Regions from separate parts of the Mus musculus genome. Here region 2 is linked to region 1. A link is a loop called in an ENCODE intact Hi-C map of the cell type or tissue named here. Cell type or tissue: heart. All regions are shown on one strand.

Region 1 (8,000 bases):
ACAATTTTACTGTGTGTTTTCAATGACTGAAGTATGCTTGTTTTCCTAAAGGGATTTATATTCTCTCTCTCTCTCTCTCTCTCTCTCTCTCTCTCTCTCCTAATATGCTTTACTCTTCAGAAAGGTACTGGATAAACTTTTAAGTATTTATCGTGATACAAGATAATGCTTCTTCATCCAGTATGGTCCAGAGAAACTAAAATGTCAGATACCCATGTTCTATACATTCCTTTATCCCTAGAGGAAACCTCTCTACTAATTTCCATCACCATGTTGTGATCCTTGCTGAATGTCAACAGTAGTGTGTTCTCTTTTTCGGCTGGGCTTGCCAGTCGGTACCCACTTATATTATTGCATCTGTCTTTACCATGTTTATGGGTGAGTAGTAATCAATCTATGGCTTCACAATTGAATGGTTTGCCTGATGTATAGCTTCTTTTTAAAAATAGTTTGGGGCTATTTTGAGGAAAGTTGTTATGAATATTTATACACTGAGCCTTTTGTAGCTGGCCTGTAGTTCCTAGGAGTGAAGTCATCACAGAGCAGAATCCCTGTAAAAAGCTTGCAAAGGTTTCCCAAAGAGGTACCTTCCTTCATCCTTATCAATACATCCTTATCAATACATCCTTATCAATACATCCTTATCAATACATCCTTATCAATACATCCTTATCAATACATCCTTATCAATACATCCTTATCAATACATCCTTATCAATACATCCTTATCAATATGATTTGAGCATTCCAGTTGCTACACATTATTGTCATCATTTGGTATGACCAGTTCTTAATTTCAGTCAGATGGGGTTGTCTCACTATGGTTTCCTGGACATTTTCCCAATAACCTAAAATGATTATCATCTTTTTGTGTGCTTATTGGTAATTCCTAACACTTTTCTTGGGAAAGACCTATTCAAAACATTTTACCCTTTGTATATGGGTAAAAAATTTAAATGTATTGATTTTTAGAACTCTATATATTGTGGAACTACAACTCTTCATGAGCACGAATCACAAGCCTCTTCTTACAGTCACAGCTTGCCTTTGCTTTGCCTTCGTAACAGTGTCTTAAATTTGTAGAAGCTTTTAATCTTGACAAAGCTGAACATTACTTTTCCCTTTTAGTGCTTTCTGCATTCTGGGAAAAAAAAAAACCTTCACGATCCCTATCATGAGAAGACTTGTTTTTAAAGCTTCAGAATTCGACCCATAATCGTCCCCAAACAAGCTTTGCGCTGCAGTGCAGGTCAACGCAAGTTTCCTTTCGTTCCTTCACTGATGCTCATTTTTCTAGAAACACTTGGTGTCTCATCACTACTGTGAATAAGCCCATTGAACTCTGTTGAAAAGAACTGGATATAGGCTTACAGAATCTTTATGGACTCTTTGTTTTTAATTGATCTATTTGTGTTTCCTCATGTCAGCACACTCTTTTAACTTGGGTTTCCCAGCCTTAAAATCTCCAGAGAGTGAGGCTGGGATTCTGGTGAGAAGATATTTAATCTCTATACTAATTTGGGTAAAATAGATACCTCAACAATAATGGCTCTTCCTGCCTTAACTGCTCAGACTAGAGCTCTCTGTCTGTGTATTGCTCCATTCATTTTGGCCTTTTACATCTTCTGTGCAGCATTTCTGTAGTTATAGGAAAACGGGGTTTATACATTGTATTAAATCTCTCTCTCTCTCTCCTTCCTCTCTTTCTCCCCCCTTCTCTCCCCATCTCTCTGTTTGTTGTTGGTATAGAGAATAGAAGCGCATGTTAATATTTGTAAATTCCCACTGTATTCCATGATGTGATAGTGTTCTGCTCACTGCTTTCACAGTCACTGTGGATTTGCTGTACGTGCAGTCATACTGTTTGCAAGCAGCTCTGCTTTGTCTCAATCCACAGTTATTTCCTTGGCTATGTACCATTCTTATTTTCTGTTGTAAACTTTGGAATCCATCACTTTATCTCTAAATGCTGGTTCAGAAATATCCACACATTTTGATATGTTCTGCTTTCATTGCCACTCCATAAAAATATTTGATTAAGTTCGCTGTTACCTCTTGCTCTTTTTTTTTCTGTCACCTCCTAGGCAGTTGGCTGTGTGGAGAAGAAGCTGAATGCCTCCTTCCCAGCCACCTGCTGTCAGAAACTCAATGGAGCGGATGATGAATGGAAACTTTCTAACAGAAGTGGAAGGACATGGAAGTAGCTGTTGATGTTCTAGATGAAGACTGAAAGGATTAGGTGGTCCCAGTCAGTGGTGGGGATGACAGACAAGGTTTTCCCAAGAAGCAAAGTGTCTTGATCCTTGGCAGAACTCTCCTGCTGTTTAATAAGAGGCATTCTGGTTATAGAACAAGGAGAGAGGAAGGACAATAGATTAGATTTTGGAGAAAATACACTGGTATTTCAATAATACAAATATAATTCCATATGTATGGGCCATCATTTTTTCTTAACTCAAGTATCCTTGATAGTGTACTCTGAACATTGAGCCCTGATTTCTCTTTCCACACATCCTATCTGCTATTTTCTGTGCATCTATCCTTGTGTTCTTCCTCTTTCTTTTGTTCCACTCTGTCCCGAGGCTATTTGCTATATTTTTGTTGAAATATTGCTATATTTTTGTTGTTGTTCTAGATATCATGCTTTTCTGTTCTAGAACATCTTTCTAGGGTTTCTTTAGAGCTTTGGTTTTTTCTGATGAAACTCTGCTGTTTTTTGTTCATTGTTATTTCTAAACCTTTAAACATATTTAAAGTAGTTATTTCAAAGATGCCTTCTAGATTCCAACCTCTGGTCATTCAGGCTTCTGCCTTTATTGGTTGTTTACTCTTTTGGTTATAGGTTACATTTCTATTCTTCTTTGTGTGTCTGTAGTTTTTCCATAATATTTTAGTCACTTCCATCAAGTTACCAGTAGAGATTAAACCAGATGGTATGTTTTTGCTGTGTTCTTTCCAGAAAGAATTTTCTATTTTCCTTGTCCAAAAACTTAGGAAAGAGTTTTTTGTTTGTTTGTTTTCCTGAATGTCCAAAAATTTGAGAGTTTTTTTTTTTTTTTTTCCTGAAAAGTCCACCTGGACTGTATAGTTGGGCTGGGTACAAGATGCGACTTTAATTTCAGTTTCCTTTTTGCTACTGAGAGGACGGTGACTGTTCTTATCTTTTCAGACTCAAGCCAAAATCCTTGCTGCTAGTATGAAGGTCTGATCTCTTTGGTGCTTTCAATTTTTGAGCTAGGGAGCGTTCAGTGGCAGCTTATTTAGTTAGATTTTGTAGACAGCTCTGGGACTTGATTAGTGTAAGGGATGAAAAGCAGCAGAGAGCTCCTTACTTTTTAGCTCTGCCCCAACTGCTGCTGAGTTGGCAAATTTCCCAGGGTGGAGAATTGTTCTGAGAAATTTATTTTTGTGTTTGGGACTCTTCCAGATTCCAACATTTCATAGAGTTTACACTGCTGTTAAAAGGTCAGCTGATTTTTTTTTCCTCATCCCAACAAACTTTTGTCCATGTTTATGGGCTGATTGCCTCCCCAACACATGCTAGGCAAGTTGCCCCAGGTATGAAAATAGTTATCATTTTATGCTCTTCTTTGATGTATTTATCTTTGTGATTGGTTTGTTTAGGTGTGTGCATACCTAGGTATGTAATGGGGCTTTATGGCTTAAAGAAAAATGTCAGTTTGAGCTTATTTATTACTTACTTTTGTTATTTTGAAGGTGGTCATCTTTATGTCTGTGTCTTACCAAAAATAGATCTCCACAGTTTTCTATTTTCTGGTTTCTAAGAGTTTTGTTGTAGATTATTTCTGAGAGTTGAGTGTGAGGCCTCTGAGCAGCACACGATACTCAGAGGTCTGGATGCAGACTCTGGATACCACTTGCCTGAGTCATGAGCAGTACTTGGCAATGGAAGTGTTGTTATTTTGTTCCTTTCCTGCCACAATCCAAAGAAGTTGCTTTTTGTGCATAAGCCTGGTCTATTCCCCTTTCATTCTTTAAATTCAATTCAATTCCTGCTAGTTTTCCTGTGCTATCTCTGTGGACAGCATCTTGATCCTAAGTCGCATCCGTACCAGAGAAGAGCAACAGCTTTCTCCTGATATTTTGAGTTTCTTCTTGTCCCTGGGTGGTCCTTCCTGTCGACTCCCCACACTCACATAGGCTGGTGGTAACAGAACTGTAATTCTAACCTTGTCACACTTCTCTTTAAACATTGTCAGTCACTGCCTGTTGTGTAATTGTTCAGAAAGTGCAGACAAAACACAGCAGGTGCACGTTCTCAGCGCCCTCTTTCATATTTCCCCTTGCTCTGTGCTACTCCACTAGTTTCTTTTACTTCCTACCCTCGTTGCTTTCTCCTACCATGTTATCTTTACATAGGTTCATCTCTCTACTTAGAACCTCAAGTTCCCTTCAAATTACACCTTAATAATCCCTTCTCAGTGAAGTCTTCCCTGAGCTCTCTGACTGTTTTGCTTCCTTGTTTTTTCTGTCACTTTTAAGCATTTGATTTAGTGATAAGTTTTGTGTTCTTTATAAGATTATCTACCTACTGTGGAAATCTTTCATTAGAGTAGAAATACCAGTGAGGGAAGAAAAAAAAGATAGCTTCCTGTATCATTTCATCCTTATGCCTAATATTTAGATGACCCTTATGAGTATTATCTGTCTGTCCAACTGTCTGTCTGTCTGTCTATGCATTATCTTATCTGACATCTATCTATTATCTATCTTATCTGACATCTATCAGTCGATCTTACCTGGCATCTATCTATCTATCTACCTACCTATCTATCTATCTATCTATCTATCTATCTATCTATCTATCTATCTCCATCCAACCACCCATCTATCCATCTATTATAAATCTGTATATTTATAACCTGCATGTTCATCTATTTGTTTTGTTTTCTAAAGACTTTCTCTTATGTTTTATAAAAAGAAGAGAGAGAAGGCAGGGTTATGTTTGGTGGAGGTATGGTAAGGTGTGCAGAGAAGAGGGAACCTCTGCAGGTCCATCCTGAGGCATCCCTTCCCCCCAATTACCAGCCACACACAATGGTATAGTATAAAATAGAGTTTATTCAGGGCATAGGGAGGGGAGGGCAGGGGGTCATCCATGCACATGTGAAGAGAGATGGGAGAAGGGGAAGAGGGTAAGGGAGCAGGAGCAAGAGAAGAAGAGAAGAGATCAAAAGAACAAGAAAACAAGAGGGCAAGGAGAGGGGGCAAGCAGCCCCTTCTATAGTGAGTCAGACACACCTGGCTATTGCTAGGTAAGTGTGGGGTGGAGCCTAGACGAAATGCCAACACTTTCAAAGACACTTTTGGACTTCATAGGCTTGTCTTAAATCAGCTTGAAAAACCAAGACCATAGACCAAGCAGGAAATAGACTCACTTTTGAACTTCAAGTTGACTATGTTAAATGTGTCACTTAGTTCAGCCCACCAAAGAAATACACCCCACAAAGCCATATGGACATCAGTGCTGACAGCATTGACATGCTTATTTTTCTTGACCTAGATAACTGAACTAGAGGGGCGATGAAGATTTGCCAATTAATTAGTGACTTAAATCACTTGTGAAAATGGCTATAAAAACCACTTCAAGCTGACTCCTCAGATGCCATATAAACATAAATGGTGTTTTCTTTTTCTGCGGTGGTGTCCAAGGAATTGTGGTCAAGACTCAAGATCATTTGAGACCTCCCCTAGAGAGTTATTCTTCAAAGACTGGGTCTAGTTACCTAAGCTATTCTTAAATTATCTCCAGTGTTCCAATTCCATTCCCCATCAGTCCTCTGATTCAGTGTGCAATTACTGGTATCGAAAATGGTGGACTCATGATGGAGCCATCTCCTCTGTTTCAAAAGTCAAGAAGATTGAGTTTCACACCCACATGGGAGTAATTTTGATGTTTTGGTTCTTGATAATTCTTTGGCACAACATCTCAAATGCTACTGCCATCCCTGAGATGACTCAGGGCTGAGAGACTCACAAGAGTCTTAAAGACCTAAACTGTAAAAGCTCAGGAAAAAGATCATACATAGCCACTCTTTGGGTTGAAGTCCTCTGCTCCCTCATTTTGTAACTTTTACTTTTATTATCCTTTATTTATTTACTTATTTTTGCAAGGATGGTGAATGGCATTGCTTGCATTGAAGCAAGAAGATATAATCAGGCTGTCTGGTAGAAGGAAGGAATGTGTGTTACATATGTTATTAAAGAGAATAATTGAGCTGTGGTAAAATGTATTTCCAAGGGATATAGATATCACAAAATAGAATTATTGCTTGAATGAACTGGTAATTCCAAAGTAGTCCCCTTTTCCTAACAGAGATATAAACATGTGGTTACCATAGGAAAAAGAAATACCAGAAAACTTGAATGAGAAACTCAAAACCCCTTCATTAATTCAGAGTGAAGCCTTTATTCCAATATTTGCTTTGAGTGAAATCCTCAATGTTATGCTGACTAAAAGACAGTATGGGTTCTTTATCCTGCACTAATTTTTTTTTTTTTTTTGAGAAGCCTGTTAGCCTGGTGTGTGTACATACCTTTCATCTCATCACTTGGGAGGCAGAGGTAGAAGGATCTCAATGAACTCAAGGCTAGCCTGGGCTACATAGTGAGACCCCCACCTCCAATACAAACAAACACCTAAAAGACATTATATTACGTACTATTACTTATCTATTAACATGGAAACATTTATAACTTTGCTTGAAAAAAAATACCTTTGTTCTCACTCATTTTCCTTGTTTTCTGATTAATAGTTGTTCAGCCCTTCAATGATAGGCTTATGACATTGTAAAGGGAATGACTGATCAACAGTCAACTGAGTATTGTGTTTGCCATGTGCTCTGACTTGAATATCTAGCATTTCCCCCAGGCTTATGTATTGAGTGCTTGGCTTCTACTGCTCTGTTGTAAGAGATTAGGGAGGGAGGGGGTGTACTGGAAACTTAGGATGTTGGGTCTGGTGGATAGGAGTAGATTCATGTGGATAATGAGTCCCTGGGCCCCTTCTTGTTTCACTCTCTGTCTCCTGTCCTTTCTGAAGTAAGAGGCTCCTCTGTCACTTGCTCTCCTGTCCTTTCTGAAGTAAGAGGCTCCTCTGTCACTTGCTTTTGCTGCCAAGATAGTTTTTTCAAGTGCAGGACCTCAAACAATCATGAACTGGATTCTCTGTATCTGGGAGTCAAGACAAATCATTCCTCCTGTGAACTGTTTATGTTGAATATTTAGTAAAAGTAACACAAAACTTTATACCATAAATAAACACATAACTCATATACCATGCTAAGTGCGTTGCATACATTATCGCATGTGTTCCTCTCAGGCCTGCCCTGTGAGGCCATTACTATAGGTATCCCACATTGTAAAGGAAGCAACAAAGGCAGAAAATTTAGATAACCAGGCCAAGGTTGCAGTTAGTAAGAAGCAGAATTGAGACTAGACAAACCAGAGAAACTCCTATCCATGGGCCTGGAGAAAGGCACTTAACTTTTACAAAATAGACATAAAACACACTGAAAAGAAATGACTTCTACTAAGATCAAAAATTCAGGTGACAGCAGATGCTGGCGAGGATGTGGAGAAAGAGGAACACTCCTCCATTGTTGGTGGGATTGCAGGCTTGTACAACCACTCTGGAAATCAGTCTGGCGGTTCCTCAGAAAATTGGACATAGTACTACCGGAGGATCCAGCAATACCTCTCCTGGGCATATATCCAGAAGATGCCCCAACTGGTAAGAAGGACACATGCTCCATGTTCATAGCAGCCTTATTTATAATAGCCAGAAGCTGGAAAGAACCCAGATGCCCCTCAACAGAGGAATGGATACAGAAAATGTGGTACATTTACACAATGGAGTACTACTCAGCTATTAAAAAGAATGAATTTATGAAATTCCTAGCCAAATGGATGGACCTGAAGGGCATCATCCTGAGTGAGGTAACACATTCACAAAGGAACTCACACAATATGTACTCACT
Region 2 (8,000 bases), 210 kb before region 1:
CTGCAAAGAGAGGCCCATTGGTCGTGCAAACTTTGTGTGCCTCAGTACAGGGGAACGCCAGGGCCAAGAAGTGGGAGTGGGTGGGTAGGGGAGTGGGGTGGGAGGGTGTGGGGGACTTTTGGGATAGCACTGGAAATGTAAATGAAGAAATTATCTAATTAAAAAAAAAGAAAAAAAAGAAAAAGACAGAGATTTAAAATTGCTACTCTATGACAGAGTAACAATGTCATCCTAGATACCACTGTCTAAAAAATAAAACGCTTCATCCCAGAAAAAAAAAAAAAAGAAAAGTATGTAGGATGTTTTCTTGATTGATGGTTGATGTGAGAGGGTCCAGAGGTTCTCCTGTGAGCAGGTGGCCCTGGGTGGACTGTAATGTGGAGCTGTGATACAAGTATGTGAATGGCCTTGATAACCATCAATTTTATCAATAGTTATATCAATATTAAACTTATCAATATTTCCCTTTTTGAAATCTATTTTTTTCTGTTGCATTAGGGAGGGAATGGAGGAGTACTGTGTTTTTAGTATAGTGTATTAGTCACAAATAATAGGAGGCAGGTAAGTAGATGGATGCGGAGATTATTATGAGAACTGGCTTATGGAAGTTGAGACGTCGTTCAACATGTTGTCTGTAAGCTAGAGAACATGGAGGCCAGTGGAACAATTCAATTTGAATCCAAAGAATGGAGAACCAGGGTAGCCAGTGGTAAAACCCAGCCTAGACCAAGGTCTGAACATTTGGAGCTCTGATGCCTAAGGGCAGAAAAATAAGTGTCCCCTCGTCAGAAGAGGGAGAATTCCCTTTCCTCTGCGCCTTTTCTTCTTGCCAGTTCTCTCAAAGACATACTCAAAATTGTTTTACTAGCTGTCTAGGTGTCCCTTAGCTTATCCAAATTGGCACCGACAGCAAACATTATCATGTATGGTAAATGGGACTCCTCTTTGCTTTTATAATTCGATGCAATTGCACAGGAAGGCTGAGTCTAGACATTTTAAAGCACAGGCAGTGGGGTCCAGCATTAGGGAGTGCATCCCACCTCTTTCCTTTTCTGGGTGGCTCTTACCTAGTTCACAAGGTACCACATGGTTCAGGACATCTCCCAAGGGACCTCTCCACTAGTCACAGCTTTGGTGCAGGGCACCGCTTTATATTGTATGTTGGCTTCTTGCCCCCTTCAGCCCTCTTATCTCTATCCAGGGATGCTTTCAAAGGTTCCTGTGGGCTCACAGAGGCCTACATTCAATTCTTAGTAGTTTTTTAAGCCAATTATTCAATAAATACATTATAAAAATGAATTACGTGAACACGTTTAAATGAGTTTCATCTTAAACCACAGTAGAATGCTAGGAATCCACCATCATCTGTTCCTCTTAGGACTTTACTGCTCTATAGGCCCCCGGGCTGGTTTAGACCTGTTGTGACTGTACGAGAAAGTGGCAAGCAGTCGAGCCCTGCTGCGTCCTGCTTTCTTAGCTCTGCATCTCATGCCACCCCGTGTAAGTTTGAAATCAGCCACGGTTGAAGTCTGAATACCATGTAAGCTGGTAAACATTGCAAATGGAGACTGCCTCCCTCCCCCAGAGATCCTGTTGTTAATGTTTACCAGTGCGCCACTGTTTATAGTTCTCTGGTCTTCAGCTCGGGGTTTCTCAATCTTAGCATTACTGACATTCTTAGCCAAATAAATGTTTGTTATTGGGGTCTGTTTTGTGCCTCGTAGGTTACTGAGCAGCATCTCTGGCCACCACCCACTAGATGTCCATAGGACACCCTCCTCACTGTGGCAACTAAAATCATTTTCTGTGTTGCCAAATGTTTCCAGGGGGAAAAATTATCTCCCGTTAAGAAACACTGGCTTTGATGACATGTTCTTTCAATGTTGAGAGCTTGCTTTTCTCTCTTTATCAAACTTTAATGGGTATTTGATAAATATTTGCCAATGTCACTTCATATGTAGATGGCATTGAACCATGGACCAGTTTTGCAGATGTTTCTTTCTCCTGGAGTCAACCATGGCAGCTTCCTCAACATCACCACTGATGACAAGTTCTTAGGCTACATCTCTTTCAGATCATTTGCAAAAAAAAAAAAAAAACCAAAAAAAAATCAGTGACTGCTAAATGTCTGTGCTATAAATTCTGGGAAGGATTTTATATATGAGTATTGTATTTACACCACCCCTCCCAACCCACAGCAACATTCTTCCTTTATCCTGCCTTTTGCTTTATAGAATTACTTTGAGGGTTTATATGCCAGGCTGGTGACTTCCCATGCCATAACCACCATAGTGGCAAATGTTTCTACAGGTAGAATTTGAGTGAACTTTACTCTGAAGTATACACGTCCAGGCATCTTATCCAGGGCAAATGCTGGACCCAACACAGACAGGTCCCAGGTTTTCATTTACCCATTTGCACTACCAAGCTTGAGTGCTCAAGTAGTATGTAGACTTTGGGAAGGTGAGAGAAGGTGGCTTGAATGGTGTGAGGGCCATGGCACACTTCCAAAATGGCCAGGCCAGCAAGATCACTACTGATGCCCAAGGACAACTCTAGCTGTGTATCTAACTTGAGAATGCTCGGTGTCCCTCTGCTTGTGGTAGCTGGTAATCTGTTCTCTATGCAGGTCTAGGAACTCTGCATTTTCCCATGATCCTTCAGGTGGAGTTAGATTGCTAGTTATGATTATGATTTTGAAGTGATCGTGGATTAAAAATTGTTGGATTTCCACAAGTTCTAGATTACATGCTAATGTACTTGGATAATGATCTTTATTAGCTCTGTTAGGATTAATCGCAGGATTATACAATAAAGATTCTGTGTATAATGGGTATGTTTACCCTTCAGGTGATTATTGTCTCCTGAGCACAGAACGCTGCCAAGAGATATGCCTCTTAGGGGATCACCAATAGCTCCAGAATGACAGATTCAGTGTCGTGGCTGGCAGGGTCCTGCAATGAGAAGTCACACCCAAACCCACTGAGCGAGTGTGCTATGAGTGCCATGGGCAGCTCTGGCTGATGAATGCTCCAAGAAGCTGTCATCACAGGGACTGACGGAATAGATATGAAATGGAAAACATGGGCCAGAGATAATAAGAGTGGGTAGTTCATGGAGGGCCAAGGTAGCAGGTCTCTGGCTATGCCAGAGAATGCTCTGAAAATGTTGCTCAGCCGTAGACTTCCACATTGAAGGTTTTCTTAGTAGAAACTAAGGGGAATGCTATAGGGGCCTGAGGGTGGGACAATGCAGACTAAGCCCTCTCTCCTCTCTCCATTAAACCAATTTTTCCTCAAGAATTATATTGGGGAGGGATGCGAAAGTCAGAGAGGAAACCCATGAGACTGAATGATCTAGAAGACTGTTCAATTTGTTACTCGGACCTTCTGTTGCTGAAACCATCTAAAAGGAAGAAGAATTTGTTTTGTTTCTTGCTATCAGAATACATGGAATGATCTCTGGGTCCATTGCTTTTGGACCTGAAGTAGGCAGAGCATCATAGCAGAAAGATGTTGAAAGTGAAGGTGTTCATTTTGTGCTGTCTGGGAATGGTGGAAGAGGAGAGACAAGAGAGAGAAAAAGAAAAAAGGAGGAGGGAAGGAGGAAAAGGGAAAGAGAGTAAGAGTGAGAGAGAGAGAGAGAGAGAGAGAGAGAGAGAGAGAGAGAGAGAGAGAGCTAGGCAAGATGGCATCCAAGGACTAGGATGTCTTCTCAGGAAACTACTTCCTTCAAGTTGGGCATCCCTCTGTAGCAAATGAATCCATCAGTGTATTATTCCATTGATTAGGCTAGAATCATTAGAATGATTCAGTGACCTCTTGGTGAGTGGATCTAGTGTCCCGGTACTTGTGGATGAAAGCTGGGCGTGGTGGTGCACGCCTTTAATCCCAGCACTTGGGAGGCAGAGGCAGGCAGATTTCTGAGTTCGAGCCCAACCTGGTTTACAAAGTGAGTTCCAGGACAGCCAGGGCTACACAGAGAAACATTATCTCGAAAAATAACAAAAAACAAAAACCAACCAACCAACCAACCAACCAACCAACCAACCAAACAAACCAAAAAAGGATGAAGTTATGTCGCTTGTAGGAAAATGTGTGCAACTAGAGACCATATGGCAAATCAAACCAGCTTTAGGAAGTGTCATGTTTCCTCTTATTTGTGATTCCTAGACTTCATATAGATACATGTATATGACATGAAAACAGAAATAAAACTCTTAGGACAAAGAAGTGGTGAGGGCTGAGAAAGGGGAGACTAGAAGGACCTGGCCATGTACTTATCATATATGATTATGATATATGGGCATATATTTAACATATTAACATGTATGACAGTGTCTTTGCATAACACAGTGCCAGGTACAATGGATACACAATGAAAATTTAGCGTCTCCCATGACCTTTCTGTGGTGGACCATGTGCTGGCTTGGATGTCACTTGCCTTTCCTTGTCTCTCTGCCGTGTCAAAGGTTCAGGAGGTGGGAGCAGGGCGGGGGATTAATTTTAGAAAGTGAGCTCCATTTTAGAAAGTGAGCTCCAAGTCACCTTCCACTGACTGTTCTCCCGGAGGCCATTGCAGTCTCTGTTGGCTGCTATTTTTTCTGTTTCTTTTTGTTTTCTGATGGCCTACGACCCATCCCATCACACAAAGCTGTCTGTTTAGTAAATCCACCAGGACTGCACATGTTCACATTGTCAGCTTCAGTGTCCTCAGCTGTATGATTCAGATATGTAGCAGACTGATGACAAATTCCTCTTTCTTCTTTTGCCTGATGTCCAGAGAACAAATCCCCAAAGTTGTTCATTTCCCTGGCATGTGACGTACTGTATGACGTATGTACTGAAGTATGGTATGAGTGGTAATGGCGTGTGACGTACTGTATGACGTATGTACTGAAGTATGGTATGAGTGGTAATGGCGTGTGACGTACTGTATGAAGTATGTACTGAAGTATGGTATGAGTGGTAATGGCGTGTGACGTACTGTATGAAGTATGTACTGAAGTATGGTATGAGTGGTAATGGCGTGTGACGTACTGTATGACGTATGTACTGAAGTATGGTATGAGTGGTAATGGCGTGTGACGTACTGTATGAAGTATGTACTGAAGTATGGTATGAGTGGTAATGGCGTGTGACGTACTGTATGACGTATGTACTGAAGTATGGTATGAGTGGTAATGGCGTGTGACGTACTGTATGACGTATGTACTGAAGTATGGTATGAGTGGTAATGGCGTGTGACGTACTGTATGACGTATGTACTGAAGTATGGTATGAGTGGTAATGGGAATGTGGGGTTTATAATCCATCTCTGTGGATCAGTCAAACACACAGGTGACTGAGAAATGTGATTCTGTTCTTCAAAGGATGACAACGATGGCTTGAGCAGCTAAGGTTTGGTATATTATTTTGTAAGCATCATCTGGGTGGTCATCTGACTTTAAAGTCACAGAACAAAGTAATGGGACAACAGCAAACAGCTGAATAGAACCAGCAGGCTCTGATTCTATACTTCCTCCAGATCCGCCAAATGGGTCTGTCCACCTCACGTCTTGGAAAGAGACTTTTGCCCAGCAAGGCTAATCCTTATACACAGGAATTAATTATATCGATCTGCCTTGGAGGGGCTGGGGCATCCAGAGGACCTAGAGAGAGGGTAGCCACATTTGTGGACTCTGATCCCAAGGATCCTGAACTGATGGTTCCAGCTGTTGGTGAAGGGATTATTCTGCTATAATGCTACATGTCCCTGCAGGAAAGACGGGGAAGGAGTGGTGGCTTCCAGGGCAGACTGATGTTTCCTATGGGTTTTCATTGAGTGTGTTTAGATATTATACATATACATATACATATACATATACATATACATATACATATATATTGCAAAATTGAAGCTGTCTCTCATATGCGTGTTCTTTGTGTAACTAAAGGTAGAGTAAGTAAAAACGGAACTGTCTAGTATTGTCTTTGCCCCACAACTGTCCACAGATGCACAGATAAACACACAAACACATCACAAGCCTTTTCCTGCTGCTACCTCCCCTCAAGGGTCCTACACCTCCCCCTCCCCAAATGAGCAATGTCAACATGAGCGAAGATTTCAAAGGGGCGATGAGGAGGGTGTCATTACAGAGCAGCTTCCTAGCTAACTCCATCTTCATTTCTACACTGTGTCTCCTCATACGGGAATGTCTAGTTTCTCACTGTGAGGTAACTTCTGTTTCCCTTTCTTGCAGTTCATTAAAGAATGTGGCGTCTTAGCCCTCTAGTTGCTTATATTTGGTCACACCCTTGGAGTCTTTGTCTGCTGTCTTCTACTGACATAAGAGGCTTCCCTTTGAGGCAACAGAGCGGACCTGCTCCTGGCCCTGACTCTAGAGTCAGACAGTTGTTTCCTATCTCTATCAGTTAAGTGTCAGGTAACCCTGGTCAAGGCAGGAGCTTGGCCAGGAGCTTTGTCATTTTCATTTGTGAAATAGGGATGACAGATTAGATAGAGTTACCGTAAGAGTTATACAAGTTAATAAATGGAGGTTGCAGCAGTGCGAGACTTACAAATGCTTGCAGATAACTGATATTTTTTTTTTGTCAGTATTGCTTTGGTTTCTTTATTGCTTTTATTTTTGCTAAGGAAAAATGTCTGATGATAGTGACTTAAGGGTGGAAGGTTTATTCTGTCTCATCATTTGAGAGTACAGTCCATCATGGTGGGGAGGGCGGGGAGCAGGGGTATGGAATAGCTGTTTGGGTTCTGTCTGAAGTCAGGAAGGAAAGAGATAAATGCTGTTCCTTGGCTCACGATTTGTCTTTTGCTCAACGAGGGACTCCAGCCCGTGGAATGGTACAGCCACAGAACGGATCTTCTCACCTCAGTTGAACTCCTGTGGAAACGCTTTCACAGGCGTGCCGGGAAGTGTATCTCCCAGGTGATTTCAAACTTTGCCAAGTTGACAGTAATGACGAACCAGGTCAGTCCTGCCAACAGTGGCCCGCCCTCCTCTTAGCCACAGACTTTTCTCTCTCTTATTTTATGAATGCTAGTTCATTGGCCACTGTTTGCTGAATGAGGGCATCTTTGAGACCACAGCTCTCCTATCCATGTAGCTAACCTAAATATTTCCTCCAAATATATTCTCTGTGAGGAATTCTGGTAAGTAAACATTGCCGTATAGGATGAGATGTTTTTATCAGTATTTCAGGAGTGCCCTTAATGGATGTGAGGGATAGTGAGGGATGAGCTGATGGGACAGACCTGGTTTGTTGGGGGCAGGGTGGGGGCAGGGCTTTAGGGAACACTATGGGAAACCGGGGAGCATTTAAAAGACAAATAAGATGCTCTTCTCAGCCACACCCTTGCTTTTGGTCAGCAGCCTTCTGTGGTATGGAAGCCCAGTCACACCATCAGCCTATCAGGACTTTCCCAATCTCTTTGCTTCTTTCTGAGGGTGGCAATGCTTCTTCCACGTGTAAAGCTGGCCTAAGAGACTGTCAGTGGATGTGACTGAGAGAATAATGTGGGCCCACGTGGAAGGTGGAGATTCCAGAAACAACATTTCAAATGAAAAGCCTTAGAGAAAGCTAGACAAGAACTACACAAGGAAACATGTCTCTGGGGGAAAATCAGCAAATACTCTAAGGTAGAGTATGGATTGGCTTATGACAGTCAGTCCCCCAGTTGGTTGGCATCCCAGCATTAGTGTGTGCAGCAGTGGAGCTCTGGAAGCCAGAGGAAGCAGGTGGCTCCCCACAGGGGTGCAGAATGGTCCAGCTCTGCCCACACTGCTGTTGAGTAGAAGTGCACATGTCCTTGCTTTTCAGAGCTCATCCACTGTATTAGTCACTTTTCTGTTGCCATAAAATACCATGACCAGAAGCAAGTTGTGAAAGGAAGAGTTTTTCTTCTAGCTTACTATTCCAGAGGGGCTGAGCCCTACATGACGGGGAGGTGTGGCAACGTCTGGTAGGCATGACAATAGGGGCAGGAAGCTAAGAATC

The links. A loop is a pair of places that touch in the nucleus more often than their neighbours do. Peaks named below come from ENCODE experiments on the same cell type or tissue, not always from the same donor. Only the 100,000 strongest peaks of a DNase experiment are listed, where the experiment ranks them.
Region 2: it touches region 1 in a loop (18-fold over the local background); 3 of 42 quality-filtered maps call a loop at or near these places.

What each region holds. Positions count from the first base shown.
Region 1 is chr15:7,570,350-7,578,349 of GRCm38, reverse strand. No RefSeq gene overlaps it. Among named protein-coding and RNA genes, the nearest start is that of Gm41264, 12 kb to the right of the region's middle. In heart, no CTCF peak of the experiment used is centred here; no DNase peak of the experiment used is centred here; H3K27me3 peaks cover 298 bases.
Region 2 is chr15:7,776,756-7,784,755 of GRCm38, reverse strand. It overlaps the pseudogene Gm19227. Among named protein-coding and RNA genes, the nearest start is that of Gdnf, 35 kb to the left of the region's middle. In heart, no CTCF peak of the experiment used is centred here; a DNase peak (open chromatin) is centred at 3,005; H3K27me3 peaks cover 370 bases.